2 separate regions of the Mus musculus genome follow, and region 2 is linked to region 1. A link is a loop called in an ENCODE intact Hi-C map of the cell type or tissue named here. Cell type or tissue: left cerebral cortex. All regions are shown on one strand. Each heading gives the region's core, and the rest is flanking DNA. Links, peaks and the distances in the headings are about the cores only. Region 1 overlaps Tox (thymocyte selection-associated high mobility group box). Region 2 has its middle 31 kb from the start of Gm23860.

Region 1 (16,446 bases), core at 5,224-13,223:
ATGTTGGGATTACAGGCAGATGCCACTGTAATTGGCACACGCCACCAGTAGTATTCACCAGGTGCTGACAAGACTCCACTAATAAGTTTAAGTGTATTTCTTCATATCTGAGGATTTCATCACCCAGATTCCCACATTTTCATCATGTCCCATACACTTACCCTCACCTTTCCAAGAGAATCATCCCTGGGCCTGGCTGTACTCTCTGTTCCAAGTCAGCAAAGACTCCATAACCCATTCCCAACACTAGAGTTGTGCTAATCATGGAAGCACCATGGTCCATTTCATCACCTGGTCCATTCATTGAAGACTAGATCCCAGAGGAAACTAACACAGGCTGATAAGTGTCTGAGTTTACCTGGATGTTGATTATTGTGAATATCTCACAAATTTGGTGTGTCTGGATCCTAGAGTTCTTCTTCTAAAATAACTGAATATGGACTTGGCAGGTAGCTAGCTTCTGTTTTGTGAAGAGATCTCAATGGAACTGTGCTGAAGTGGGTACATAGTTGGCTAGGGAATGTTTGCCTGGCCATCCTATGGGAACTCGTGTTCCATTCTTATCCAATTTAGAGAATACCAGAGATACCCTGAGACCTTTGGAAATCCTTGGTTTTAAGATTCTAGCCACAGTTGTATCATTGTCGGGTAGAAATGAAGAATATTTGGTTCAAGTTCATCCACAGAATGTTATTTCTTTAGCTTTTTAATACATTTTCTGTTGTAAAGAATATTTGAGTGTTCGAGAAGCTATAATTGATAGGAACATACCAGAAACCATAGTAAAACTGTAGGCAAGCTGCCTAGAGCTTCCTCCTTTTTCCTTTAAAAAAATGTAGACGCCTTTTGTACTTGATTAAATTTCTTAAACTTTGATGGAGGGGAAGTATTCCCTTATAGTTGGTCAACTATAGCTATGTAGCACTGGGCTCCATCCCAAGTCCTGAGCCTCAGGCATTGCTAGAGGAGACCTTGCCTGTGAGCAAAATCTGCTGCTATTGGGGACAACAGTATCATCTTCCTTGCAGAAGACAGGGAAAATTTCAATCAATGGGGGAGCATGGTCAGTAGTCCTCAGCTGCAACAGTAATGAACCATACATGTTGTTGAGAAGACATGTAAGCCCTGAAGTGCCAGAAACCACGTTCTTATATCTTAATCGCTATAGCCACCAAACAGCCTAAATATTATTGTTATCACCCTTTTATATCACTTCTTTTATAGGTAGAAGAATTACGACTCAGAGAAATCATATGATTTATCCACACCCCCAGGCAGAACTCCAAGTGCATTCTCTTGTCTAACTGGAGTATTGGATCCCTCTTCCTACATACTCATTATTTCAGCAATGTAAGAAGAATGTGACCCCAGGGCTCCCTTGGACTAAACCACCAATTGAAGAAAAACACATGGAGAGACTCGTGGCTCTAGCTGCATATGTAGCAGAGGATGGTCTAGTCGTCATCAATGGGAGGAGAGGCCCTTGGTCCTGTGAAGGTTCTATGCCTCAGTATAGGGGAATGCCAGGACCAGGAAGCAGGAGTAAGTGGGTTGTGGAGCAGGGGGAGGGGGAAGGGGATAGGGGATTTTCAGAGGTGAAATTCGGAAAGGGGATAACATTTGAAATGTAAATAAAGAAAATATCTAATAAAAAGTAAAAAAAAATGTGAGTTTATTTAAAGAAAAAATATATAAGGGAAGAACTATGTGTGACATGTGGATTGGCATGGTGAGTTTCACTCCAGCAGCCAAACCATCAACTTTAGCAGGGCTGCTTCCTGGGGACTCAGTGCAATCTCACCAGACTGCTCTCCACAGCTGTGGGCTTTTCCACCTGCACTCTAGTTACTGAATAACAACTTCGAGGCTTATTTATTTTTGAACAAATGCAAAGGCCACAGGGTAGGTTTTAGCTTGTAACCTATATTAATCCATTTATACTATTCTGTGTCTGCCACATGGCTGTTACTTCTCAGTTTCATGCTTCCAACTTCCCCTAAGTCCAAGTGGAGAATTTCCTGCCCCTGCCCTTATTTCCCAGTTTCTCTCTCTCTCTCTCTCTCTCTCTCTCTCTCTCTCTCTCTCTGTCTCTCATGTCCTACCTCTCTCTCTCTCTCTCTCATGTCCTACCTTCTATTTCTGCCTTAGCTTATTTACCATCAGGTTTTTATCAGCAGGTGATGTTTCCACACCTACATAATACAGAAGAGATTTTTCCTACATCTACCACATGTGAAGCTAAGGCTCTGATAGACGTAAATGCCGAGGACATGCTTATGTCCTGGCCAACTGCCCCGCCCAGGATATACCTCCTGCTCCCTGGGTAAGAATCTCAGTCCCTACCACCTGGTGTGGCTGTCGGGGGGGGGGGGGGGGTTAATGGAGAACTCGTAGACTCACATCTGGCCAGATAGCTGTCCACCTTGTCATGGTAATGAATAACCAGTGTATAAAGTGGAGAAGCTTATTTCAGCTTCTGTTCACTTGGTCATGTTGCCTCTATTACTGTGGCAGAGAATAATGGGGACTGTGTGGCAAAGAAAACAGCTCTCTTCATGGAGGCTGTGAAAGAAAGCAAGGGCTAGGATCCTAATATCAACCTTCAAGGCTGTGTTCCCTGGACCTGATCTTCCTTTACAAAGTCCCACCTCGTAGAAACCCCATAGCCTCCCAAGAACTCCTTAGACTTCTAGTCAAGCTTTAACATGTGAGCATTTGTGGGACATTCAGGATCCAAGCTATACCTGGCAAGAGGACATGTTTCAAAATTGGGAACTGATTAGTTTACAGGATTTTTCATGGAACATGAAGATGAGTAATAGAAGAATGAGAGGAAGTGTAAGAAAACCTAGGCTGTCAGAAATGGAGATGCACATGGGTGGGTGATAGAGCCATCGACCTGACGTTTGCTGTTTGTCTAATGTTGCTTCTAGGGCTTCACGCATACATGTGCACTCAAGCCCAGCTACTGAAGGGAAAACTGAGGCATGAGCAGGTGAAATTGCCTGCCTGGGCTAAGACACTTATAATGATATGCGAGACAGGGTGTAAATGTAGGTTTGTATGTCATCTCCCTTTTCTCTGTTCTCAGACTCCGCTGTCACAGGCAGCACTCTGGCAATTTAAAGTGTGTTCAGCCATATTTGAGGTTTTGATCTCCTGTGCTCCCACATTTTCCCATGGTTTGTGTATGTAACTCTCACTCCCCTCAAGTGAATTGTCACCTCCTAGGTTTGAACATATGCTCCAAATAACACCTAGCATATCTGAGGCAACATTAAGACACCCCAAACATCCAATGAAGAGAAGAAATGATACAGTGAACCATGATTTGAAAGAAAATATTGTCCTGCCATTTGCTTGTCCAGTCTCAAGCATTGCTATAATCATAAATGAGGTTGCTTTGGGGAAAGCAAAACCAGATGGATTGTGCACATAAAACAGTGCACAGAACAAGGAGCTGCTACCCAAAGGCAGCGTGGCGGTGGATAACCACTTTGCAGCAACTTCCTTAGCCTGTTGCTTCTCCTTTCTTAGTTCTTCACTACTTAGTTATAATATTTATTGTATATAATCTCCACTACTTATGTATAAATTTATTGTATATAAATAATAATAAGATGCTATAAAATGCTAATAGTTTTCCTGGGAGTTTTGTTTTAACTTTTACAGTTTTGTTATTTGGAAGTCATTAGTACTCTAACTCTTTATGACATTTTCAGAAATGCTACTGTTATTTTAGCCTCCCCTCCTTCTTCTGTATTTACCTTTTGCTTCTACTATAACTAGAGCCTCCTCGTTTTTCCCAATTCCCCAGATCTGATCCTGTGTAACCTGCTACTCTCCTCCAGCTCCCAACCGTACCCCAGTAATGGTCCCTTTTTTCTTTTATTGAAAACAGATCCCCCCATATAATATATCCTAGTTATTGCTTCCCCTCCCTCTACTCCTCCCAATTTCTTCCCACCTCCCCTCTCAACCAGAGCCACCTTCTTTTTGTTTATTAGAAAACAAACAGGATTCTAAGTGATAAAATGAAATAAATAAAATGAAACAAAACAAAATTAGAGAAAGCAAAAAAAAAACAGATTATAATTGGACAGAAGAAACAGAAGAAAAAGAGCCCAAGAAACGGCATATGGAACAGACGTAGAGACAGATATTTGAACATTCAGGAATCTCAGAAAAAAAATACAAAACTGGAAGCCATAATATGTATGCAAAGAACCTGTAGGGTTAAAAAAAAAAAAAGAGGAAAAAAAACCCCAAAATACAAGATAAAAGAATTTTTAAAAGGATATAATTTTTAAAAAGGCAAAGAAAAGGTCCTGGCATGACATGACAAGATGAGGAACCTCCAAAGACTGTGAGGAGCTCGTTTTCTGTCAGCCATGTACTGCTGGGAATGCCGCCTACCCATAGTAATTATTAATTGGAATAATACTAAAGATCCTGGGTTAGGGATGGGGGCACGTGCCTACTTCTCCTTTCAGCTCCAGGACCCCACCTAATGCAGATCCATGCATGGCTGTGCATGCTGCCTCGGTCTCTAGGAGTTCATATGTGCTTCAGGCCTGTTGAACACAATGACATCTTTCCTGGATGTCCTGCCTGCCCTCTGGTTCTTACGAATTTTCTGCCTCATCTTCCTCAGGGGTCCCTGTGCCCTTGATGTGAGCTTTATTGAGTTATGTGTGGGCATAGAACTTGGGATTAAACCTAGGTCCTCACATGTTCTTGGCAAATGTTTCACCACTGAGCTATTTATCCAGCACTCTTCTTTCACTTTTAACTAAGTGTTCAGTTGTGTGTGAATTGTATTCCAGACAGGCCTTGGATTTGTAATTCTTCTGCCTTAGCCTTACAGATTGTGTCTGAACTGCCTGGCCTGTACCTCTAGGCCTGCTTGGTTTAATTTCTGGTGGCCTCAATAGGATAGCATTTTTTTTTTAAAGCAAGAGCCTTTAAGAAAATCACCATCTACAGAACTGAAGTCTTATTCACACAAATTGCAAGTTTCAGTGTGTGAAGGATGGTCGTATCTCTGTTTGGAAACCATTAGTCATCTGTGCTATTTAGTAGAGAATGTGATTAGATAAACAATTGAAATACAAGATGTGAAATTTTTTCACAGTGTAATATGTTCTCAGGGTTGAGTAATTTTTTATTTGAGATTATGATGGTTGTTATTACAGAAAATAAAACTCTGAAATGCTGAAGAATAACACTTTTGAAATGTAACATGTTTTGATAAAGTATCATGCTATCATAACTAGAATGCAAGCTTAAATTGTAAACAGGAGTTTAGTATTTTCCATTTAAATACTCTATTTCTAAGTATATCTACTTACCTAGGGAATTTGTACAATGATTAAACTCAGGGATGTTTGACTAACAGTTTTATGATTACATGTTTATCAATATACTTATTAAGCACAGGAAAAAATCTGTTCTCTGGATGAGTAAAATGTCTGTATCATTTTAAAGGATCAAAAATAGGAGAGTAAAATCTCATATCTTAGTGATTTGAACAAATATCCAAACCCTACAGCTCTTTGCTATGCAGCATGTTCCGCTGCAGGCAGAGAGAACAGAAATGGTTAATACCCAAAGACCAAGAGTCTTGTGTTCCCCCGGTAACTCTTGTCCACAACAAACTAGAAGAGAAAAAACATTAAAGTAGAAAGAAAAGAATGAAAAATGTAATAGAAAACTCAACCTGCTCTTAAAACCCTCCTGTGTGCTCTGGAGAGGAATAGTCAATGAGGAAGGAAGGAAGCAGTGTTTTGAAATGAGACTTTTTCATTATACTGAAACCCATTTGAGAATAATGCTTCCATGTCTCCATGACAAAATGGGTTTATGGTGCAATGTTTTAATGCTAATAATCCACTTGAGCAAACCAAGCAAATGGCAAATCAAAGGCAGAATCATTTTGAAATAGAGAATAGACATTCAATGTTGGTCATACAGGCAAATCTCTCTCTCTCTCTCTCTCTCTCTCTCTCTCTCACACACACACACACACACACACACACACACACATTTTCTGCCTTCTTATCTTGGCCCCTTGCCTGAGACTTTGGGGAGAACCTGGCAGAAATGAGTGCATTTCGAAGTCATAATTTTGTAGATAACATTTCTTCATAGGACTTTCTCTCCTCAGAAAATAAAAACATTCATTTAAAAAGGAGGATCAATATTCACTGTAATAAATTGATGAACACATCAATTTAATTGTAGTATGCTAGAGTAACTAGTGGTAATTGGTACAGATTACAAAGCTGAGTTTATATTTAGGGCTGAAACTGGCTTAATGAAATGCATTTAGACCACATGGTACTTGCTATTATGTGTGCTTAAACCCTGGAGAGTTTGAGCCGAGCATCATGCCACATGCGTATAATCTCATTGCTTGAAAGTCTGAGGTAGGAGCATCGGGGTTTGAGGCCAGCCTTGCCTACTGAATGAAACAAAATAAACAAAACAAATATTTATATCCTTTGAATTCCCTCTCAGAGAGAGGTCGCAAGTGGGTGCTGAGGAAAAGACCACATCTGGGACCTCACAGAAAGCAGCAGTGGCCCTGTAGGCACCTGGGGGGAACAGCTTTGCAAAGGGAAGCCTTGGGTTCATTCATACACTGGCCTGAAATAGTGTTTGGTGCTCACTAGGGTTCGCTGTTATCAGTTTGTTTGACAGCCTGACATAACCTGCAGTCATTTGGGAAGAGGAACTCTCAATTGAGAAAATGCCTCCACCAAATTGGACTGGAGGCAAGCCTGTGGGTATCTTCTTGATCAGTGGTTCATAAGACTGTGCCCATCCCACAGTGGGCCAAGGCCAGGGTGTGTCCTGAGATTTGCTCAGCAAGGTAATGGACACAAAGAAGCAATCTGTAACTTGGCGAGGTTCCAAATTGTTGGCTTGTTCTGTTATTATTTAAGTGGGCCTAAGAAAGGAACATTTCTTAAACCAAAACAGTGAGCAAGCGACAGGTCAGGAGCCTCGTTTTAGATGCAGCCACTACATACAGAACTACACCTTATACAGGGCCACCACATTTAGCACTCGGGGCTCCAGAGGAGTTCTCAAAATTTGCTCTTCTTCACTTCTCTCTCTCTCTCAATCTCTCTCTCTCTCTCTCAATCTCTCTCTCTCTCTCTCTCTCTCTCTCTCTCTCTCTCTCTCTCTGTGTGTGTGTGTGTGTGTGTGTGTTGCATGTATATGTACACACTGGGGACGCTTTAACCCAGGGCCTTAGGTTCTATCACTGAGCTCCACTCCTGCCTCATTTTTTGTTCTCTGTTTCTTGTTCATCTCTATTTGTGATCCCACTTTTCTGCTGCGTCTCCCAAATACCCACAACACCGCAAGAAAGCATTCTACTAACGTCAAGTTTCCAGGAAGGAAGAGAAAGCTTGGCTCAAGTCTGCCAATTCCTTTTGAGGAGCCTACTTAGAAATCTGTTTGTCCACAGTAATTGTGTAACTCCATTTTCTTACTTCTTTATTTGCTAAGGGCTATTTAACTGTGGATGCCCAATGGGAGTAAGGTGTGAGGGGGAATTCCTTGAAGAGCCGCCCTATAATGGCTTTCCCAAATGTTTGTCTTTAGGATGCAAAATGAGTTAGACAAACACATGTTGGGATATTGCTGGCAGATACCAAGGCTGAGAAACACACAACAGATAAGAGTGATAGATGAATCAAAAATGAAAACATCAGCAATCCAAGATGCCATTAAAGACCCCATAGAATAGCCACGAGGAGGCAAATACAATTTCAAAACTCAGAAATTATTCTGTAATCTCTGCAGCTCTGCCTTCCATTGTGGTCAACATGCTCTAGGATTATGAATATTAAAAAGAAATAATTAAAAAGAAGCTAATTTGATTTAGGGTTTGGACAATACAGATCTTTGAGGAAAAGCTCAAGAAATTGGGCTAACTTTGCCTAGGTAAAACTCACCTTCTAGAAAGGCTCAATAAATGTCAAATCCTTGAACTTACCTGCTACTCAAGCATTTTGGTGGGGACAATGCATAACATAGGCAGAAACAGCAATAAAAGATTTTGGGTTAACTTTAATAGGTATTTCCTGAAAGGACTCTAAATCTTTGACTGCAATTTAACTCGGTGTTACAAGGTTAATCAAACACAAACAAGCTACCAAGGAAAGCTGTAGAATCTTGGCTCTTCTGTAGGAAATCACGTATCCCAACTGCTTTAGGTTTATGGCTGCCCAGACTGTCTAGGCTGAATGGAGTAGTCCCTATGTCTGCTCTCAGCAGATCATGTAACTGGCATTACAGTGTTTTTACTTCTACTACATATGAGTTGAAGTGGAGATTAATGTGGGTTCTGGAAATGAAGAAACTGGACAAGGCCCATACCCCAGAGAACTCTGACTTTTTGCTTGGTGTACAAAGGGAAGTGTTGTTTCTAAATTGGCTTCTTTCCAGACCCTATTACTGACAGCTCTACTTTGGAATATTTTATCATTGCACTAAAAGATAACCCAAATCATTAACAAACAGGCCATAGAACTGCTTATCAATCCCATATTCAAAGAAGGGGCTGCATAGAGCCTAATGTTTAATCGCAAACACATTTGGTTTTGGTTTTATTGGGAATTAATTAAGCACAAAAACAAAGACTTGTGGGCAAATATAGGAACAAAATGGCAGCATTTTCCATAGTATTTAAAGTAGTTTAGAAGACTGTTCTGTGATATTAAAAAAAATAATTTATGTGTGTGGGCATACTGTAAATTAATAATTTTTAACAAATTATGGCATAATTCTAAGTAATTATCTGCATGATTTCCCTCCTGTCATGGTAGGCAACAACTTTTTTTTGCCCTTTTTGTATTTTTTAGAGAAAGAAACGAGCCTCTATGGCATCACCTCCATTCTAAACGGATGCATTCATTATTCCCTACAGACATGGGGTGACATCCTTAGTCCCATGTGTCCTGAGAGGGCTTCAGCTCCACTTGCTCACTCTTACACACTTTATGCACTACATGGAAAGAAATACCTCAAGATTTTTGAAAATATTTACTTTAAAAAAAAAACAGCAATCAAATTGTCTGCAATCATATTTTCTGCCTGGCCTTGAAAGGAGCCTTATTCAATACGTCAGTGGCCCTTCCCATAATGGCAACCTATTAGAAACTCATGCTGTTCTCATCCATCTGAACTCCTTGATGAACTGTGCTCCCCATGGGCCCAGAGGAGCACTCTTGCTTCCATTTCATGAGTCCTGCATGGTACCTACTGAAGTGATGGTTGTCAAAACAGTTGTACAGTGGCCTTTGAATGCCAAGCGTGCCATGTCTGCATGCTGCAAATGACAATAAGTCTGAGTATATACATTATGCTGGCTTTTGTTGCTTGGAAAAAAGAAGGCATTTGGGAAATAAACCCCCCAATTTTATTGCCTTTTAACATCTTTTTTCCATTTTAAACTCCAGAACTGGAAATTTGAAGCATTCAAAGAAACTGAAATCTCCTTTGTTGCCCTTTTTCATTGTAAATTTTCTATAATGTGCCATTAGAAACTACACTCCACAAAGCCAGGCTTCTAAATGAATCCTTTCTGTGAGGCCATTTGAAAACTTCGCACGGTTTTTCTTTGTATGAAAGAGCTTCTGTTGACGGCACAAAGAACAAGCAATCGCCACATATAGGCCAGGCTGAACAGCCTGGATAACTTTATACAAGGTTGCATTTTTCCCCTCTACCAATTCCTGATTAAGCTCAGCAGTTACTGTTATCCCGGTGAGGAGCAAAAGAAGGATGCTTAGTTTTCATTTGCAGAAATCAAAAACCTCTTCTTAAGTCATGAATATTTACTAGGACATGTTCTTATTTTACTTTCTTCCAAAATAATTTTCTAGTTTCTAGCAACATGAAAAAACCTCAACTATCTACACAATGCCACATCACTTCCTTTAAAAGAAGATTGCATTTATTTTATGTGTATTGGTGTTTTGCCTGTATGCATGTCCGTGTACCACATTGCACACAGTGCTTATGGAACCAGAAGGGGGCACTGGATTCCCTGGAAACTGTAGTTCCCGACAGCTCTGATCTATCATGTAGGTGCAGAGGAATCAAACCTAGGTCCTCAGGAACCGGTGCTCTTAACCACTGAACCATCTCTGCACGCCCACCACTTCCTTTGTAACAGGAAATGACATTAGCCATCGTTCAAATATCTTTACAAGTGATTGACCTTTGATGGAAAATAGTTAAAAAATTGAGATGGCCAAAGCCACAACGAGAAAATGTGCCAGGTACAATGTACACACCTGCTAATTCAGTGCTTGGAAAGGAAATTTCCAAGTTGAAGGCTAGCCTAGGCTACAGCCTAAGACTCTGTCAGAAGAAGATTAACAATCACAGGGTAGGAGCAACAGTAAAGAAAAGTCACTGTGATAGTTAAGTAACTGTGATTATCTTCATTATCAATAACTTCATTATCAAAATGCTACCGAATCTAGACTCACCTACCAGACAGCACCCTAGACCAGTTCTCAATCTTCCTAAAGCTGCAACCCCTTAATAGAGTTCCTCAGGTTGCGATGACTCCTAACAACTTCATATTTGTAATTTTGCTATTGCTATGAATTGTAATGTAAAAATCTGATATTTGGGATATGTGAACCACCCCCCCTACACACACACACAAAGGGGTAGTGGCCTACAGGTTGGAACGATACCAGGCACGGTATTGTTCCATTTACTTGGGTCCTCAATAAAAAGGAGAACACCACTGAGTAGGCATAGGTATGTCTCTGTTTCCTCCCTGAATACAATGTGACCACAGTTGTGTGTTCCCAGAGCTGGGCCTTCCTCACTGCAATGGACTTGTGCCCTCAAACTATGAGACAAAAATAAATGTCCCCCCACTTACATTGTGTTTGCCAGGTATTCTGTCAAGGCAGCAAGAAAAATAACTAATTTAGTAATTAGCAAAAGTAGACAAGTTTAGTCAATCTTGACAAGTCTTGACAAGGCATGTGTGGTCTCAGAAGGAATCAGGGAACTGCCGACCTGGCAAGGATCAGAGCCACCAACCAGGCAGTTGTGGGTGGAAAGAGGATCTTGTGTTCAAGACTGCTTTTATAAGAAATGCACTTAAGAGAAATGCTAGGACAAGTCTGCCTTATTGCCTTACCTTTGCCCCTCTCTACTCTAGGGAGCTGAGCTTGTGCCACTGAGCAAATCCAGCTCTGCTGGTGTTCAGAGCATGCAAGGCTTGCTGGTGGTTAACGCGCTTATCTGACACTCCTGCTTCACTGTGTTTCTAACCAGACTCCAGTTCTCAGGAAGTGCAGACAAATCAGTTCCCTACTATCAAAACAACTCAGGGGAGTTTTGAGAAATTGGAGCTCTTGCATATTGGGTCATGAACGTCTGTTGAATTTAAACCTAGAGAATGAGAACTAATTGGCAGCCTTCCAGCGGTGTGTAATACAGAATTTCTACCTGCTTCATTGCCTGGTCTTGAAACAGAGGGACTTTAAGAATATGCAATCTTTCAGGAGTGCCAAAATCTAAGTTGTTGCTGGAACTCTGAATAACTACAGGGTAAGGAGGCCCAACGGACCATAAAATAGCACAAGCAAGAATTTTCAATAAATAGATCAATGGAGGAAAATTTTGAAAAGCTGAACCCTCACCTTATGTGTACTAAATGAACCCTGTACAGGATTTTGGTAAATTTTAGAAGGCAATACACATTTTCTATTCTTGAAAAAAATAATATTTAAGCTGAAAGGCATCCTAGTATAACAGACTTAAACCTGCTGTGAATCAGGTACCATTCGATGGTTCTAATCTTAGCACATTGTGGGAGTCAAGATTGTATTATGTCCTCCTAATTTCATGTTTATTATTTTAAAAGACATGAAATGGCATTTCATTTCACAGGCTGGCCCCAAACTTTCAGATGTCTCCATTCTCCTTTTTCAGCTTCAGAAGTACCTGGGACTACAGGTCTAGTGTACCATACCCTGATATAGCCATGTGATAGGTAAGGCCAAAGAAGCACAGAAAGGCTATTTAAGTGGTTCAGGGTCACACAGCAGATAGCTAGTAGCCCCGGGATTTGAACTGAGGTAATTCAGCTCAAAGAGAACAATGTTAGTCACAGAAATATACAACGGCACTCCAAGCAGGGAAAGGACTTCTTTAGTTAATAGCAGGCTTAGTGCTGTCATTTTGACAGATGTGAAGAAGATTAAGGATCAAAGTATGAATAACTCTTTGAAGAGTCTTCACTCTTGTGCATTTTAACCTTCTTGAAAGTGTCAACAGGCACAGGCTTGGGAAAACCATTTTACCTAACCAAACTTACATAATGCATCCTATGTGCCAGCATGGTCTTAGCAATTTGCCAAATTCCTTTAACCCCACGAGGTAAGGCCTATCATTGTCCCCATTTTCCCCAGAAAATGAAACTAGAATGTTTACTGGCTGAGCTACCAAGCAATCATTGGGGTCCTCTAAAACTCCATTTTTCATTTGTAAAACGGGGATACTAATAATTCACACAGATAAAGGTTTTTAGCTATGACCTAAATGTTTTGTGTCTACCATGCTGATGCTTGTTAACAGCAAGACTGGCCCTGCTGTTGCCAGAAGGAATAAGAAAACAAAATACATACAAGCAAATTTAACTTTAAGATACAATCTCACTAAACATTATGCATTATAACTTATAACAAAGAGTAAAATGCATAACACGTAATAAATTCATAGTAAGCATCACAATGTCTAAAATGTATTCATTTTCTAACTATGAATTAAAGTACTGCCATCTCTTTAATTAGTTCACCCAAACACTAAAATTCTAGAATGGGAAAATGCTCATGCAAAGATACGATCACAGTTCTAAGAGCAACAGGCTCCTTGTATTGCATTGAGAAGTTTCTGGGAAACACAGTGAAGGCTAGCCGATTCTGTCTGTGTATCTCAACAGGCTTCCAACAGTGGGATGTTCACAACTCGCAGCAAGTGCCTCACTCAGTCTGCAACTGTCCTCTCTAATCTGCTGCATGCATTCTGGCCAAGCTCCGGAGAGATCTCCAAATGAACATTATAATTTCTAGGATTTTAACTCTGAAAAATTCTCTCTGTCACGCATTTTAAACGTTCCAAAGGAGCCATAGACGAACAGGTTTGTGAAGCCCACTGTATCTGATTTCTGCAGCTATTAGCATCATTAATCAAAGCCTCCCTTATTTGTAAGTGTGTTTTCGAGCATGGCAACCCCACTGAATTGGTATGGTTGCTTCACCTAATTTTAAAGTGATGCTTTTAGGTGGCATATGAGGTTTGCAGACCGTGTGGGGTTCTCTAGGATGCTTTGCAGCACGTGTTCAGCTGTGTGATGCTGAACTAGTTCTTCCTTTTCACTTAATTTTTCCATGGATTTTCTGGTTGCTACATGAGGTTTTTAGGTATTTGGGAGGGGGTCCTCTGTGATGCTTTGTGGAACATGTGTGTGCTGTTTCAGTAGTTTCACAAGCTGTCAACCTATGAGCAGGAGCTCGTTCTTTGAATAGAACCTTAGTTTTTGCCAGAAAGTATTATGAGTTATAGAGAGGTAGCCTTATACACAGTCTTCTTCAAAGAAAGGAATGGTGTGCATGTGTGTGTGTGTGTGTGTGTGTGTGTGTGTGTGTGTAAGTAATCTCTACAGTAGGAATTGTTGCTGAGTATATATGCTCAATACAAGTAGACCTTGATCTTCTCTTGGACTCTAATTACTTTGTATTTCTCTCTCATTTTCATAACTATTGGTTTTCCTCAGAAGTTTGTAAGTGACTAAGGCATCATGGTTCTTATTAATCTATTATCTGAGCCTTTCAGACATGTGGGCTATGGTAAACACCACATGATAGGGAAGAGTATTAACTAAAAAGGTTTTTTGTTCCAACTGGTAGACAAAAGACAGCCTGTGCTGCTTCCAACTTTATGGAACTTGTATTATGACACTAGAGTCTAGGAAATTGTGGGTCTTAGAATCTATCTTGGAAGATTGCCACAGGGACAGCTAATTTCACCTCAACATCTACTTTCTCTATTGAAGTGCTAGCTTGAAAATAATCCACGCATTTAATCATATCACTCCCTAGATATGTACCAGATAATGGCCACCAGATACATGTGGCTTATGTCAAGATCATAATATCAAAAACAAACAAACAAACAAACAAACAAACAAACAAACAAAAATGCTCTTGTAACTACAGTCTCAGGGAATATGATGCCATTTTATGGCCTCCTCAGGCACTTCACACACAGGATGCACAGGCATGCATGCAGGGAAACACCCACACTCATAAAAATAAATATATATACACACAAATAAAAATTTTTAGATGGTGATGATGTTGGTATGCATTTTTTCAGGCTTACACATTTACATATAGTTTTAAATATTCAAATTCGATTTCTAGGAGGAATATAATCTACACAGGCTAGTGATGGTACCACTTTGGACCCCTAACACTACAAATGAGTTTTCCTCTCTAGTCCATACATACAGAGGATCAGTTGAGTCTTATCTACTGTGTCTCCCAGAAAGCCATGTTGAGGTGTCTTTTGACTCTCCTTGTATTCATGCCAATCCCTTATACTCACGTTTACCAGGAAACTCTTATGAACTTACACAGAATAGAGACAACTATATGCACACCAGCCTGAATGGTACTATGCAATATTTTCAGAAGGCAGAAACATTTGTCCATTCCTTGTGAGTCTATGGTAGTGCTAAACAGGAAAATGACAATGGTTGGGCTGTTCCTGGTCAACCCATGAAATCCAAGGAGTAGGAATGGAAAGCATTTTTAGCCTGTAATGTGGGCTCTGGACCATGATGGAAAGTCCTCCCTAGGCTGGACTCCTTCCTTCCTGCAGTGCAGAGCAAAGCTAAACTTGTAGATGACAATAAAGGTGAAAGCCTTTTTAGATAAGCCAGTGTTTCTCAATTATGAGATGTTCCTTAGAAATAAAGGTGCCCAGACTCTGTCAGGAGGGTCCAGGAATGTGGCTTGTTGCTAATTTTCTAGGGGATAAATCCTTCATCTTTAGATACCTCAAAGTAACAGAACATCCCCCAGACTGGGACATCTTAACGGAGATATTTCAATGAACAGAATTCTACTTCCAAAACAGAAGAGTTAAAAAAAAAAGCCAAACAACCAAACAAAATAACCCACAAAGTGTGTAAATATATCTGCAGGATTTCAGAGAGTGAAGGACAACAGTGAAGCTAACAGCAGCCACTCCCTAGAAGACACAGGAATATTACTTGGCTAGCAACCCAACACATCCCTAGAAATAACACTAGTCATTGTTACCTTTTACCTGAAATCTGGCAAGCTGTTTTTCCTAACAGTGTCATCAACAGGATTTAGTACTCCGACAATCATGCGCAATCACACAAGTAATTAACATGAAACTAAAAATGACGTAAGGAATTTCCAATATTCTACAAAGCCATTGCTGTAGCCAAAACTTCTCTCTGGGTTTAAAAGCCCATTAACACAATTTTCAGATTGTTGAATAGAGCTGACCCTTGTTTTTCCTGCAACATTCATGCCCACCACAATCAGACATGCCCATCCTTACCACAGAGATGGAATTGGAGAGCAGTGCGCCATCTTGGCCCAGCATGTTGGACACCGTGATCTCTGGCAGGTCCATGGTTTGTGGATGGAACGGGAGCAGGCCATTGTGATTCATGGGGTGACACAGAGAGTGGTAACCGGATTCTACCTCATTCAGGTGCACCAGAGAGTGGTCAGGGAGGGAGGGAGGCGTGATGGGTGGGATGTTAAAATCTTCACTTTCCAGACTTGGTCCAGGGTAGGACTGAAAAGACAGCAACACAGATGATAATTAGCATCCACTTCTTAGTTGTTCAAACCCCGGGACACAGCGGCCTAATAGAAATGTCTACCAACAGCATCACAGATTTGGCTAGGACATTCAAACACTGGGACCACCCCCAGAGCTTTGTCTCTCTTGTGCATGACAGAAAGTGCTTGTGAGACATTCACTTTAGGTATACAACCTGCCTCTGCTCTGTAGCTGTTTTCTTAGGAAGCTGAACTCAAACAGATTTCAAAGATCCCATTAACATTTCTACAGTATTACTCTAGCTGAATACCTGTTTTCCCCATGAGAATTGTAAGGAAGGAAGACAATTTATAAAATTGTTTGATCAAACATGTTTCATAGGACTCCCTACTGCTTAGATTATGGGATGTAGTAAAAATGAATTCCAGAACGCTGGGGCGGTTGCTTTTTGGTTTGAAAAAAACCTATCTGCTTCTAATTAAGAAAAAAGTTATTACTTAAGAAGTAAGGGAAGTCTTTGCCTAAGGGTGTGCTCAATGAAAGTTTGGGGGGTTTTAAAATGCCATT
Region 2 (16,446 bases), core at 5,721-13,720, 1.0 Mb after region 1:
AGGATGATTATTGAAATCCCATAAACGACACCAATTTCTCAATTATATCACTGAGGTATGTCATATCTTTCACTATCTTCATATCTACAGCTTGAGTATAAAATTTCTTCTGGAGTGATGAGAGAGTCTTTGTTCTGAGAGTTTATGCATGATCAGTCTCCAGCTGATTTGCCTTACTTCGATGAAAAAAAAAATCTCACAGCACCAAGGAAATCAACTAGAAAGCAGCTCATTAGTGGGTTGTTTTTCTACTTGGAATATTTGATGCACAAAAAGTAGATGAAGAGGTACTCCAAATACAGTGTGACAAAGATTTAAAAACAATCCTTTCTCAGTACCATTATACTAAATTTTCTGTCTGGTTTCCCCAATGGTAACTGAAATTAAAGTATTTAAATGGAAGGACATCAAGAACTAGAGTTTTGCATGTTAAAGTGAGTGCTAGAATTAAAAAACCAAACCTTTTGAGCAGGATAGGGATATGAGATGGGAGATGGAAGGGGATGGAGGGAGATTTAACAAAACTAAAGATGGATGAAAGCATCCATATTGTTACCTATTATTTTGTAAACTAATTTTAAAAATATATTCTAAAATAGAGTTTAAATAGATGTACCTTGCATGGACAGATAGAAAAAAATCCATGTTCCACATATAGGATACTCCCCCATGAGTTGTTGAGAAGGAGGACCACAGGCCCCTAAATGATTTTATTGCTATTGCTTTTGGTTGTCCACCACAATTATATGATAACACCTATTTCTGAAGAGAGCATCCACTTCCCTTACAAGAAGGAGAGTAATGGAACTAGAACTAACTAACCTGGAAGCTTTATCCCTAACAGCTAGGTTTCATAGTGCCTGAAAGTACTATGCAGGCTGTTAAAGAGGAAAGTTATTGCCCACCTTCTGTTATAAACTGCAAGGTCTACAATACCAAGCTGCTAAGCAAGATGTATCCACTAATGCAATGGTGGTATGAGTGCTGTGGAGTTAACCAACTCTGTCTTGATTGGTTTTGAGGATTGCTCCACAGAAGATAATTCATGTCTGGTACTGAACCTCATCAAAACTCCATAGCTGGGAGGTCATGTGCCATCTCATGGAGGGAAAACTACTATTGTTAGTTTGTTAAATGGACATGGTGCTAACTGCCTTCTAAATATTCATTTATATACACATATGCTTGTGCTGCTCATTGTCAGCCAGAGAGCCTTCTGTTGATAGTAGATTATGCTCAATGCAGAGACTCATAGGTGTCCAAACTGCTAAGACTAAAGAACAGTTGAGAACCCGGTCCTAAACAAAACATCTGATCAGCTTTGGAGGGATCCAAAGCTCAGGGAATGATAAGAAAAAGGAGACAAAAAGAATGTAAGGTCTGTTTGATGAGAAAATATGCAGTAAAACACTAAAACACTTTTGTTTGTTTGTTTTTAGATGAAATAGTCATTGGACCTTAGTTCACAGCAGCAGTACTTACTTGAACCCATCAGCAGACGTCATAGATGGGAGTGGGCTTGAGGTCCCACCTCTCTGTGAGTAGTCACAGGTGCATCATAACACTGTGATGCGGCCAGACTAAGTTTCCCCTACTCAAGTAAAGAGTACTCCATAGATGCTCATGTAAGGAGTGAGGCACATACGCATGAAAAGCAATATGATTTGGAATGGTTATTGGGAAAAATGTTTTGCAAAAGGGAGAGGAGGTTAAGAGGGGACAGTGTTGGGGTGTGATCACAATACATCATGTGTATAAGCATCAAATTATGAAAGAATAAGTGTTTAAAAATTAACAAAATGAGTGTTTGGACAGACAAATAAGCATTTAAGTTTTCTGAGAGAGTCACAGTCTAAATTATTTGGAGTTGGGTCTTTATTTTCTAGAAATCCTGTTTGGGGAAGAAAAAACACTTTATGAAAATAGCATAAGAAATTAAAGTGTGCAGTTGCTCTAAGATGAGGAAATCAAGGCTTTGTTTTGTATTGCAGTGATGTTAATGACTTAACATGTAGCCTGTGCAGTTAGGTGGTACAGCTGGGGAACTTGTACTGGCTCTCCTCCTTTCTGGCTGGGTCAACTACAGCAATTCTGTCACCTCTAACATTTTACTCCATAATTTGTAGTGTGGAGATAATGGTCTAGAAGGCCATCAAGTCCACTTAGAATTCTGTCTACTATTCCATTACAAATACAAGTTGTCTGGTAGCATTCTATCCCATTCTTAATAAATTCACAAAGAAGGGTCAAGTTGAAGAATGTTGTGTTACATTTGATAACACTAAAGAACATTGAGGATTTGATAACACTAAAGAACATTGAGGAAACCAACTACCTTTGATTTATTTTCTCCTGTGAATCAATGCCTTTAGACTCTTGAGGTTTCTTTTCTCATACAACACAAAATGGAAATAACAAAAGAACACAGACAGAAATCTTTAAAGACCTGAGATCTGACAAAGATTTCTTCCTTGTGCAAATTTTTGCTAGTTTCTTCTAGACTCTTTTCTTCAGTGGGTCCCAGCTACAACCTATAAAAACTTAGACAGGATCCAGGAGCAGAGTATTTACTTAGCATGCACAAGGCCATGAATCCCATCCCAACACTGGAGGTAAAAATATAAAAACATGAGTAAATATGAGTAAATACTAATATACTCCCTAACAATATAATGAGCTTTCCATTGTAATCTTACTACTCCTATCATTAAAGGGTGTGTATGCAAAAACTGTGGACACTAAAAGCATTTTGCCTTTCTTTTTTTTTTAACTTGCATTTTCTTTTTCTTTTCTTCCCACATTTTTATTAGATATTTTCTTCATTTACATTTCAAATGCTATTCCAAAAGTCCCCTATACACTCCCCCTGCCCTGCTCCCCTACCCACTCACTCCCACTTCTTGGCCCTGGCATTCCTCTGTACTGGGGCGTATAAAGTTTGCTAGACCAAGGGGCCTCTCTTCCCAATGATGGCCAACTAGGCCATCTTCTGCTACATATGCAGCTAGAGACACGAGCTCTGGGGGTATTGATTAGTTCATATTGTTTTTCCACCTATTGGGTTACAGACTCCTTCAGCTCTTGGGTACTTTCTCTAGCTCCTACATTAGGGGCCTTGTGTTCCATCCTATAGATAACTGTGAACATCCACTTCTGTATTTGCCAGGCACTGGCAGAGCCTCACAGGAGACAGCTATATCAGGGTCCTTTCAGCAAAATCTGGCTGGCATATGCAATAGTGTCTGCATTTGGTGGCTACTTATGGGATGGACCCCCAGGTGGGGCAGTCTCTGGACGGTCCATCCTTTTGTCTTAGCTCCAAACTTTGTCTCTGCAGCTCCTTCCATGGATATTTTATTCCATATTCTAGGGAGGAGTGAAGTATCCACGCGTTGGTGCATTTTGCCTTTCTTTATTCCAGCCAACTCCTAAGGAAAGTACATTTGGTGAGAAGTCTGCTATAGATAAGGCAAATCAGAGAGAACAGATGGCTCCCTAAGCACCAGTCACCCACAACTTCCCTTTCTAGTGTTTTCTTCTCTGATGCCATGGGAGCCGATTGATCTCATTCCTTCTTCATCATTTATCAAACATCCAACCATTGCTGAAAAAAGTCAAACCTGAGTCTAGTTCAAGCTAGACCCTCTGTTCTGCTGCGTGAACATATCACTGATTGAAATTTGTCCTTACTACTTTCACGTCTGCCTCTGTTTACTCTTAACAGACTTTGAGTGATGACCTCATCCTGAGGCTTTTACAGCAATGGTTATAGCTCTGGGAAAAGCACCCTGCATCCTTGAGAATAAATCTTTTTTTTTCCATAAGCAGTTTACTTGCATTCAAGCTGGCAGTCAGAAAAAAAAGGGCACGAGATTTAAAAAGACACATTTTTTATACAATTCCTATCTATATATTATTTCAAGCTTATTAGTGCCTGAGGCTAGCATGCCACCAAATAAACAGGGGCCTCCTATTCACAATGATGCTGCAGGTGGTAAGATAGGAACTGTAGAAGACCCATTTGATTCCCACCAAAGGTGTCACGCTATGGCAAAGAACTTCATCTCAGAAATTCTGAACCTGGGTCCTTTAGCATGAGAGCTGATGAGGCTAACTTAATTGTACCTGGTATAAGGAAGTGAATGCAGTAATATTTCAGGAGGATTTGCTGTGATTGGCACCATATCACAAAGTTTACATAGTCTACCTCATTGATCCTTAAATTTCTCTAAAAAGAAACTAACACCAATGCTGCACTGCTGGTTTGACAAAAAGAAATCAGAAAAAGGTATCTTAAAAACTTAGAGAAGTTGAATAACAAAGACTGTTCTACTCCAAAATTCTACTCAGAGACTTCATCCTACTACTGTGACTTGGCATACAGTTTTGCTTCCCCTATCTTTTCAAAATGGCAAGCTCCACTCCATAGTCTCCATCTTTTACATTTATTTCTACAGTGCTTTTTCAATATAGGTTTTTTTTTTTTGCCAGAAATTACAACCTCAAATATCCAGCACTACAGTTTAATATACTTTCAGACAATTCCCTTTTTGTTCTCTAAAACACTAATTTTTTAGTTCCCTCCTGCTTCCAATGGTTAGGATTCACTTGAGCTGTTAATAGTCAGGAGAAAGTGAGTCACAGGGACCACCCTAAGGATGCTGTAGGGGCCAACTGGATACTGCTGGCATGAAGAGGTTGGAGTAGAGATGAAGCAAAGGACCCTGCTCTCCAGCCCAGGCACCCAGCAAACAGCAGCAACATCTGTGGTTGTCATGGCTCAAACCCTAGAACTTGAGGTCCAAGTATGAAGACCTGATAGCACGCAGTGCAGTGTACAATGGAAGTGTCAATCCCTGTGATTTGATCAGTAAATAAGCCATACATATACAGAAGTGTAATACCATATCTTGTAAGAATACATAATTGTACCTTTGATCAAAATGTTCCTTAATGGCTAATGACACATATTGTATACTAAACTCAACTGACTATATTTTACCCCACAATATGTATAAACACAGTAATAGTTTTTAAAAGTGAATGCTTAAAAGACATCTAACACAATAACCTGATTATTTGAATGTTTTAACTTTAGATAATATTAATTACCATATCCTAAAAGTTGTATGTATAAAAATGTGTTGTTTGTTCTATTAATTGGCAATTACTTAAAGACATTATTAAGTGAAAATTAACTCAACATGGGAATTTACAAAAGATAAAAATGAGATCCCTTTATTGTGAAATTGCATAGAAGTAAATCTAAAACACAAGCCAATTCCTGCATGTTTTCTTTAATAGACATCTTAAGAGGTTTGGAATGAAAAAATAATAGAAGAATGCAATCTATCCCCAGCAGGTGACCTGAGAACCCAGCCGAAGCATGTATTGTTAGAGTTGGTGAATGTGGACATTAAAATTATAAACAAAGGCACAGACGTACTTTGTTTTAGTGTGGACACTATTACCATCACATTAACCTCAGTGGCACCTTTAGCTTGCTTATTTCACAACAGTTTTACCTGTGGCTCCCTTCATATCAGCCTGAGACATGCTCAGATATTTCTTGAAGCTCTGTAATGTATTATAGCCTGAGGGTGTGTCAAACTGGGCGTCTTCAGCTCGGACAAGTACACCACCTTCTCTATCAGGTCCTATTCATTTTGATTGCTATACTTAGTCCCATCAGCAAAAAGAGGGGGGCTGGAGTAAAGTGATTTTCTTTTTTTGCTAAGCCAATTTTCCTTCATATGTTCAGCAGTGCAGCAAAAGTTAATACATTCTAAAGCACACGGATTTCCAGCAACATTGTCAATATTACTATGTTCCTTTGCAGCTCTGGCCTAGCCAGTTTATTAGATGAAGGGGAAATACAGGTGGGCTCATGAGCAGGACTGCATTTTGTTATAGGAGAAAATAAAGCTATTGAAGGGATTGTCTGAGGCCTTCTCTCTATTCCACACATAGGCTTCTGATCAAGTTCAGGGGCTCAGCTTCTTCCTGTTAGCTAAGCTACTACTAGCTCTTTAAAATAAGATAGGGTGTATTTCCCCTGTTTAAAATGGGCAAAAAGAAAACCTAGCAATCATTCCCATTTGGGCTTCAATGGAATTTAAAAGAAAGAGTTCAATATGAAGTCTTTAGGGAATGGACTTCCACCAACACAAGACAGAAAAAACAAGACAGAAAAAAACAAAACAAGATGCTGCTTTCTGCATCTGGAAATGAATCCATTTATGGTTCCCAAACAACAGAAAAGAAAATTGCTAAACAGGCATCTTTTGTATTCTGAAACCTCATTAAACAAGCATAGCAATTACCTCCTGAAGTCCAGGGCAAGTGGAGTGTCAGAGAAAGTGTGGCATGGCAGAACTCTGTTACTTCTGCCTGGACAGTGTAAGAAAACCAATATGATCTTGAGTGGAGTACAGTGATCAGAAGCCAGGACACACATATAAACTTTCAGAGACATCCAGCTTATTAGCAAGATTATTTTTATTGATAACACACAGTGCAGATAGATCCCTTTTAATTAATGTGGCATTAAATAGGAAAATAGTAATTGCAATTTAAAATTTTTATTCTGTCCAAGGACCTTTTCTAGATGAAAGTAGATGTATGTAGGGGTGTGGGGGATGCTCTGACAGGGACTGATGCCCGTTACAGTAGGACAGAACTACAGTACACACTGCATGCAGCTTTTCCACAGATGCAACCTGGTAGAAAACTGCAATCAGTGTTCAGTGCATTCCATCTCTGTTGTGCCTTAGTGCCATAAAGGATGCAATTGCATTTTGGATGCATTTTTGCCTCCAAAATGTTTCTATTCTAGAAGAGACAAACAGATGAAACCATCAAAGATCTATTTGTTAGAATAAATCATGCATGAACATAGTGCTGATAAATTCGGCACATTAAATTTCTTGTGTGTTTCAGGCTTTTCTGGAGGAGATGATGGTTCTCTTGCTTCAGTCAGAATTATAGTTTCAAGACTCATTTGGAGTCAAGTTCCCCGGCTGAAGAGCTTGTGCTAGTAAGTGACTGGTCAAAGTAAAATTAATACAAATTCACAAAATAAAATAACTCAAACTCAAAATAAAATTGTTGACCCATTATTAACATAATACATGTTCATGCTGTAACCAAAAGCATCTTGTAGTAATGACCATTTTGTATACTTTAACATTTGTAACTTCCCACTGGGATCTAGTTACTCTATGAAATGGATAAGACACTTGGCTGGAATCCATATGCAGTAGTCTTGTTATTCTTTGAGTGAAGTTACACTCATCCATACATTGACTAGTGATTGTGTTCTTACATTTTACCATAGCATACATAACATGCTTTGTTGAGTTTTCATTGTTAGCCATTATCATGCTTTTCTACAGTCAAAACTGGGAAGAAATAACAGTAGATCAATTGAATAAAAAGCAGAACTGTATCATTGTAAAGGGAAGTATAAAGTATTTCATATATATTTCTTGGTGAATTGTGAGGTAGGTGTGGTTTTGTTTGTCTGCGTTTCTAAGAGGCCTGGTGTTAACCTAAACCAAGCATATGTCAGAGGCTTGATATGACATAAGACCCTTGGGCTTCAGATTGAGAAAAGCCCAGCATGAAACCACAGCTCTAGTGTTTATCATCTTGATGACACTAGATAAGATAATGAATCTTTTTGTCACTTGCTTCTCCCAATTTAAAAGCCAATCTAAGAAAAATTTCCTTATATTTCTTTATTGAAATGACATAGTATATAAAATCTGTCCCCTTGAAGTAGGAATCTCTCCCTTCTACTAGAAAAAGGCTCAGCACTTAAAGGCAACAATGCAGAGAAGACCAAGATTTATGCAACAGAAGATAGTTTAGTTCTTACCTAAAGTTAAAATAGATATTTTTTTTTTAAAAGCAGAAACACAGGAGAAGAGGAAGGGAAGATAATTGAAAGTGAACCAAATCAAAGCAAGCGACTAAGCTGCAAAGCTCCTGAGAAACCTGACTCAATTCTGGGATACTTAAAATAATGATGACTAAGCCTTTTAATATATGCCCATATAGAGCCAAGATTCACATGTAGAAACATTTAATTTAGAAACTAGGGAAATGCTACAATCTGGATGGGCACAGACCAAGTTATCACAAGAAAATTTATTTCCATACATGAAGTTGGAATAAATCTATTTTAATGAAGTCTCCAATTGTCCTTTCCTAGATCAAACCATATGTAATTTAGCGAATCTTGATGTGCTTCATTTAAAAAACATCTTTAATGTCTCCACAAGGCAACTCCCTGAGATAGCACAAGCTTTTGGAACACCCACAAGAGAAGTGCGATTCAAATTAGTCCTCAAGCTGTTCAAATAAGGAGCTACAGCTGAAAGTACTGCAGTTCAACGGGGAGATACATGTATTTTTAAAGTTACTTGTATCTACCAGATAAGCCTGGCAAAATGAACCAAAAAGTGAAACCCAAATGAATAGTGTGAATTAACGAGTGAATTCTTCTAACCCTGGGAGCAAGACAAGATCACTGGGAAGATAAATAATTCTTGTTCAAATCTGGTGGTTTCTGCCACCATTCTTCCTGAAAGTGGTCCTGAAAATATTATTATTATTGGGCATGACACAATTTGGATTGAATTGCATTGCCTGATTTGATTAATTTCTAACTGAACTTCCAATTGTGACTCCTTCCCTTCCACTTCCAGGACATGCCACAACTCTATAATCAGAATATTTTGTCCAGCATCCTCATTGTGCAATGGCTTCTCCTCATTTTCTATTCACGGTTGTCACCACAGTTTAACAAACAGAGGAGCACTAACTATGCTGGCATAATTGTCTGACTCAGGCACTCAAAAGTGTAGTTTTAGCTGCTCTGCTAACTTTCAGACATGAGTGAACCACTTGACCTTGCTAGCCCAATTCTTGGAGTCAAGGGTTGGCTTGTTCATCGCTAAGGTCCTTTTCTACACAGTTATCCTATGATTCTGTAATGTATTTCTAAGCAGTTTGCTTAATCACTCAATTACCCAGCAGTCCTCCAGACCTGGAAGGGGATGATTACTTGCCAGGGGCATTGCAGAGGGTATTTGTGAATTAGCAGGAGGTCAGGTTTTAACCTCTGAGGTCCCTGAAACTCTGATTCTATTCTGGCTCTTGTATTGGCTGTTTCCTGGCCCAATGTTCTACCCATCAGGAGGACATTACCCACTCTTGGAAGCAACTGGTTTCTAGTTCATTAATAGAGAGATAACAGGCATTAAAAATCAAGCTGCTTGAATAAATGATAAATATAAACCATTACCAACTTGTCCTCATACTAAAATAATTGCATACAGAATCATTGTAAAATAATCTTGCTATGAGAAATAAAGAAAACAGAGGCATCATTTTGGTGCCCCCAAGTGGACATCCATGATGGCTGCAGTCAAATTACACCTTACAAAGTATTTCAGGGCATCTGGCAGACACACACACACACACAGACCTTTGGCGGTCTTGCATATTTCATGTTGTATAGATTCTAGAAGGTATTCTAGAAATTTTGGGTCTCTTCATGAACACTTTGCAGTTATCTAAGAAGAGACAGAGGTATATGACCACTCCCAAGTTAGTCTTCTGACTAACAGAGTTTGAATATCTAAGGAAAAAGACATTTCAGTGCATTCTCCAGTGAGACCTTTAGCATCTCCTCTGTTCATTTGCACCAAATGTCCAGCAGCTACTATCAACATTGCTTGCTTTGGACAAACATTTTGTTTCTTATTCATTCCTTTTAAACTTCATAGTATTGGTATATTTTGATATTAGATATTTAAACCTTGTGGGTTTTACACAGACTAAATACAATGATATAAATAAAACATATGCTGGACTACGTAATAACTAAATAAAACCTCTTATGAGTTCCTGCTATAAGAAAGATAATGTATTAAGCAAAGAGTCCTACAACCCCCCCCCCAAAAAAACAGCCAAACAGAAGCAGGTTGCTTATATGATAGGCAAAAGGACTCCCTTAAAATGTAACAGAAGATACCACAAAGAATAAAGGGAACCAATACCACAAGGGGCACTCAGTAGTTCAGTCAAAATATCCTGAGATATAGCTGAAAGAATTGTGTGTTTAAATGATAAATGAAGAGTTGAGACAATTTGATTTCCAGAACACCAGGTGCCTGTGTTGTGGATTAAGATGTTCTAGGAAGGCCTTTGTTTTTTTTTTTTTTGTTTTGTTTTGTTTTATTTTTTTGCAGGGAATGGAAATTAGAGAAGATAAAGGGGAGCAGTGGGGTGATGTTTTATGTTTCTAGGTTAGGAAATTATGGAAATAATCATAGCATAAAACTTGTAAGATTTGCTTGAAGAATAAGGAATTTGCTGAAGCAAAATATTAGGAATTATAAACAACTATAGATGTTAGTTAAAATGAAAGTGTAAGCTGTAAGCCAGGAAGCAAAATTTTGGCTTTGATTAATATTCATACTACAAGTGTTTATCTCATAGACTAGGATTAGTAAGATCACCACACTTTTGTCTCTCTTCCTTCTTCTCAGAGCTGCAACAGCCATTGCTAGGCAACCACTCCATTGTCTCTTACTAAGCACTGTGGGACCTTAGAGTCTGTCTCAATAACTTTAGCAAAAATGATGTTTCATCAGGATTGTCTCAAAAGATAAAACCAATGTGTGTCTCTTGCACTAGATTTAACGGTAAAAATAGGAAGACCCACACCTAATAAAGGTTGGTAAGCATTAGTCAGAACTGATCCTGCTTGAGACTATGGCCAGCATTCAGTGATCATTTATCATATCGATGTAGAATTTAGATGGTGGGTGCTCATGTATAGCAAAATAAACATTCATCGGGTAGCTGTTGTGTGCTGTTATGTATTACAATCTGGGAGCCTCTAGGAAGGAGGTTGAAGACAATGGATAGACCAGCTGAAGGTGTTAATAGGATCATAATGAATTAAAATCTAAAGCTGAAATGTACAACTAATATAGAAGGGAAAAAAGACTAAGCTGTGTTAGAAGTAAGTAAAAACTCCAAGGAAAGAGTGCACAAAGGGAAAGTCCAATGGGCAAGAAGAAGTATGAAAAATAAACACTAATGAGACAGGGAAATCAGAGATATTCATGAATTAAACAGTAAAGTGTTGATCACAGAGCTAGAAAAAAAAAAAAAAACAAGGAAAAGGGAAGTCTGCATTCTCAAAAGCCAATAGATGAGTTTAAAAATGCTGTGACCTGCCATTGGGCATAGTTCTTATGATAGAATTTATTGGACTTCACAATGAGAACATTACTGGTAACATGAAGAAATGATGTGTTTACACTGCAGAGTTGCAAAGCATAAATAGCCAAGTGCTTTCTCCCCAAAACTCTCCATGACCACGCTGACAAGAAAGCCAGTGTGAAAAGACAAAGTGAGGGGGCCAGCTGCTGCGATATGAGCAGGAATGTGGCTGAGAACCAGCCAGAGAGTCTTGGAATTAATCAAAGAACATCCTGTTGTTCAAGGAGGGAGTAAGAGTGAGGCTAGTAATAGCCAAAAACATAAGAAAGGTCATCAGAGAGAATGGAATAATTAACCTTTCTATAAAATTGTCATTTTTCCTTCTTTATAGGTATGATTTGAGAATTTCATAGATGAAGATTTATTCAATGAAAAAGATCATACAATAGATTCTTATCAAGGTTTTTCCTTCTTTCAGCTCCTACCAGGTCCTCCCTGCCTCTCTAAGTCACCCCCCTCTCTCAAAAGCAATCTAAAAAACAGAAACACAGAAAAAAACTCACACACATATACATTTTAAAATACACAAAAATTTACAAAACCAAAATATACAAGCAAAAGACCAATAAGACAAAATAAATAAACATAAAATCAAACAAAACATGAGACAAACTCCTACAAAAAGACCATTGAGTTTGGTTGTGTGGGCCATCTATTTATGACCAGACAGAAATGTTGTTAATATAACCAGTGAGAATCCATCAGAGAAAATTGATTTTTCTTCTGTATTCAGGTGTCAATTGGAGATAACTTCTTCACTAGAGGTAGGAGCCCATGGCCACTTTTCCCTCTGTGTATTAGAGCTCTATCTGACTCTAATCCTTGCAGATCCTGTGTATGCTGCCATGGCATTTATGACTTCACATATGTTTTAGTCATGTTGTGTGTGGAAAACATGGATGAGTCCTGCACTTACACCTTTTCTATCCTATACTACACTTTCCACCTCCTCCTGTGCCCCCATTGTCTTTTAGCTTCATGAGGTTTTTTTTTTAAATAAATACATACATTACATACAGACATAAACAGAGAGAGAGACAGAAACAGAGACAGAGATGTGTTATCGATTCTGTTGCTTTAGAAAACTAACTAGTACAAGATGCTATAGAAATAAGAAGTTAAATAATATAGGCCTTTGTATACCATGGAAAAATCTTGGGTATTGCTCTTTGTTCAGAGACAAAGATTGAAAGTTGATGTCACTTAAATAACAAATGCAAACGATGGAATGAATTATATTCTGGTGCTTCTTTTTCCAACATGGAAAATGAACCAGAGAGAAATAATGGGGACCACAGGTGGAGAAAGATGGGTATGGTCACAGGTTGTGGTGTGAACCTAGAGAGAGAAGATGGACTTTTTTTTTTTAATTTGCTGTTTTACACCTACTTAAAGATCAACTGTAGGATAGGATAGGATAGGATAGGATAGGATAGGATAGGATAGGATAACTGTAGGATGGAAAGGAAAGCTTTCAGCCATGTAAAGTTGGAGGTAGGGTTGGTCCATAGGTGAAGGAAGATTAGCATTGGAAGGAAGAAGATCCTAAGGAAACTATAGATGTGCTAAGTGTGAGGCAAACATCATTGAGATGGAGTTTAGCAGAGGAGGAATCAGAGGAGAGAACATTTAAATAAGGAGCGTGTAATCATGATGACTACTGGGGTGATGGGAAATGTGATCACTAAGACACAATATGCAGAGAAACGAAGGGCAAAGTGTCCAGAACCCTAAGCCCATCAGTTAGACACTTGAAGCATTAACATCTTTGGACTTAAGTTGGTTCCTATCCAGAACACCTGAGACAGAATCCATGCACAGCACTCCAAGATCTCAATGTAAGAGTCTCACTTAGACCTGCTTCAGAGTTGTGATGGTTGAAATGTCAACATGCAAAATGTTTAAAATGGTGTTTGGTTTATGTGAACATCCCAACCCATTTGGTGCTCTCTCTATTATGATGAGACTAAGAAATGAAATAGAAAACCACAGAACTAACTGAATGTCCTGGAAGCTGCTCAAAGGGTGACTGGAGTTTCTGAAGTTAAAGTTAGTTGACTCAGAGAGCCCTGACTACTGAACAATACCAAAAATACTCCTCGTGTTTGCAGACTGGACACTTTTCCCCACCTAAACCTGATGAAATATAAATACTTAAAATATTCAAGTGCAGAAGGAAACCATCACTAATTTAGTGCCCCTAACTTAATCACCCACTATGTGCAGCTCCTCAAATTAGATTCTTAGAATAAACAGTCACATCCACGTTGGCTTGCCTGGGCTCACCATCTAATGAGGTGAATAGAGCAGGTATGGGCTTTGGAGGCTTCTGTGGGACTACATAAAAATTAATACCAAGTCTGTGCTAGACTCTCTCTAATTTGGTTTAATACAGAGCAAAAGAAAATGTGTAAAATAGCAGAAGAAAAGATGATGAACAGCAACTAAAGGTAGAAGCCCTTGAACGATTACAGCAAGCGAGAGAGACCAAAGAAAGGAGTCAAATTCCCAATATATTGAAATAAAGAATCTCTCTACAATCCATGGTTACTAATTTGTATTTAAGATTTTACTCCTTCTATATATCCAACTATAATGGCTTTATTCCAGCTATTACAGAAAGCCCAATACCCAAAGGTGTTTTTATATCATAAACCACCTTAGCACATTATTAGAGTAAATTAGTTAGCAAAAGAATGAGAGATTAATCCTGTAAAGGCCACACCACACTGATTAAAGGGGCCAATAAAACAGAATTATTCCCTTTAATAGTTAAATGTCACTGAGGAAAATAGACAGATATACCTTTTGCTCTGTAGTAGAGTAGTCTTTGTTTATTTATTTTCTAATTTTATTGCTCAAAGTGTCTTTGGAGTTTGTTTCACATGTGATATTTAGTGGCATGGTCTAATCCAAGCTACTTTGAGCATGGTGAGACTGAAATAGGCAAGGAGGAAAATCAGACAGAAAGCCCTGAAGAAACCTGCTGTCTCTTCATCACATGAAATACACACTGCAAGAACTTTACTCAGAACCTTGGTGATCAATTTTCTTTCTTCATTTTGTTACAGGTAAGGTAAGCCATGAGAGAGATTTGAGCAAGTTGTCCAATATTAAAAGTCCCTGGACGTCTGAGCAGGAAGCCAAAACAAGAATTTATAATCCATTGCTCAAGCCTGGGTCTTGGTGCTTTCTGCTCATCTGCTCAATGACAGTCTAGTGTATATTTAGAATTCTATCTATAATCAGAAACCAAAAATGATTGCAATTTCTTCTGTGTCTTAGAAACAGTTCACTTGCATCATCATTAAAATTGATTTCAAGATGGGCTCAGGTCTAAGTATCAAGAAAATTATGCAACAAACCCCTTCTGTAGCCTTCTGAGATATGTACTACTATTGCCCCCCTACTGGTCTGACAATGGGTATAGACTCAGTTAACAAGTAGCTGGTCTCTGGTAATTTGAAGAGGAATGGTCCCCATAGACTCATGTGTTTGAATGCTTGTCCCATAGGGAATGGCACAATTAGGAGATGTGCCCTTGTTGGAGTATGGGTGGCATTGTTGGAATAGGTGTGATTTTTGTTTGTGTCACTAGGCAGTGGCCTGTGAGGTCTCAGAAGGTCAAGCAGTTCACTTCCTGCTGCCTGCTGATCCGGATGTAGAACTCAGTTTCTTCTCCAGCACCATGTCTGCCTGCAGGCAACCATATTTTTCACCATAACAATAATGGACTAAACCTCTGATACTGTAGACTAGCCCTAGTTAAGTATTTAACTTTATATGAGTTGCCATGGTAATGGCATTTCTTCACAGCAATAGATACCCTAACTAAGACAGTAGTCAAGATGAAACCAAGAAGTTTGGTCAGGAGCACAAGTATTTTGACCTTCTTCATCCCCCTGCCTCTTTACGGATCATACAAGATACACTCTCTGTACAGGTTTTTGAACCAACACACTGTGGGTTGCCTCTGTGGGTTGGAACAAAAATAACCAGATATCACTGAAGTCCTTGAAGAATATAAGAAATGCATAGTTGTAAATTCAACACATAGTTATCCTGTGAATGCAAACAAGCAGAACTATGAGAGATTTTCCCAAGTCAGGAAAAACTGACCCCATCAGTCTTGGAAAGACAAAGAGCATGTGTTGTGGTAGTAGGGGTAATGACATCATATTGCTTAAGTTCAGATTGATTCTGAATCCACATGCCTGCTTGTCTAAATTCAATGGTGATTCAGCCCATCTTTGTCTTAGCTTCTCTATCTGCCAAAGAAAAGCAATAGCTACTGATTCCTGGAAAGCATTTATGTAACTCATAAAAACTTAAAGTGTCCAGCACCCAGGAAGCCACTGAGGGTGTGTTAGCTATGATTCTTAAGAGTAGAGGAAGAGGAGAAGAAGAAGAAGAACGGCAACAACTGTAAGCCTGGTCATTGTCACCAACAGGAGGGTCCTTGGTTTTCCCTAACTCTGTAGCTCAGCATGACATGGAGTTTGTGGGAATACTTCATTCTCTTGTTTGGCTCCTTTTACACTTTGTTACTTGCATTGGTCCTGAAGATATAAGAATAGAGAGAGAGGGACAGGCTTACTAATAAGTTTAGGCATCTTCTCAGTTTAACTTTAGTATCTCCATTCTCTCCATTTCTTCCAGTTTATAATACAAATACTACATTATATCAGACACCTATCATAACTCTTTTATATCATTTATTGTCCTAGTAGCTATGGGGGACATGGGCAAGCAAATTAATGGTGATAATCAATAGAGAAAGGGTACAAAAATAAACCAAAACCACCTCTTACCTCCGTGAACCCTCAAAATCTTAGATATGGCGTATAAGTGGTGTTGGAGGATGTGAAGGTTGTTTTTCTAGGAGACAGATAAGTTGGAAATAGATAAAGATGTAAGGAGCTGTTGCAATACTGGGAGATCCTGTTGACATCCCTCACTGTAGGTACTCAAACCTTAGAGAAGACTATGAAGAAAGCAGAGCAGGGTCCCCTCAGGAAACACTGAAATAAACTATGGAATGTTCCAGATGATATGGCAGGAAAGGCTGACTGACGACATCTGAGAAGAAACCACTTGCTATGGAGCTGAGGAAGGGTTCTATCGCCACTGGAATTGAAGCATTGA

Evidence for each region. A loop is a pair of places that touch in the nucleus more often than their neighbours do. Peaks named below come from ENCODE experiments on the same cell type or tissue, not always from the same donor. Only the 100,000 strongest peaks of a DNase experiment are listed, where the experiment ranks them.
Region 2: it touches region 1 in a loop (3-fold over the local background); 4 of 42 quality-filtered maps call a loop at or near these places.

The regions. Positions count from the first base shown.
Region 1 is chr4:6,807,257-6,823,702 of GRCm38, forward strand. It overlaps Tox (thymocyte selection-associated high mobility group box), which reads right to left. Exons shown (of 9, transcript NM_145711.5): 3 at 15,649-15,891. Among named protein-coding and RNA genes, the nearest start is that of Gm11802, 110 kb to the left of the region's middle. In left cerebral cortex, for the core only: a CTCF peak has its summit at 10,028 (motif pointing right); DNase peaks (open chromatin) are centred at 9,754, 10,039 and 13,030; H3K27ac peaks cover 170 bases.
Region 2 is chr4:7,844,140-7,860,585 of GRCm38, forward strand. No RefSeq gene overlaps it. Among named protein-coding and RNA genes, the nearest start is that of Gm23860, 31 kb to the left of the region's middle. In left cerebral cortex, for the core only: a CTCF peak has its summit at 9,410 (motif pointing left); DNase peaks (open chromatin) are centred at 7,657, 8,263, 8,773 and 9,414; H3K27ac peaks cover 2,346 bases.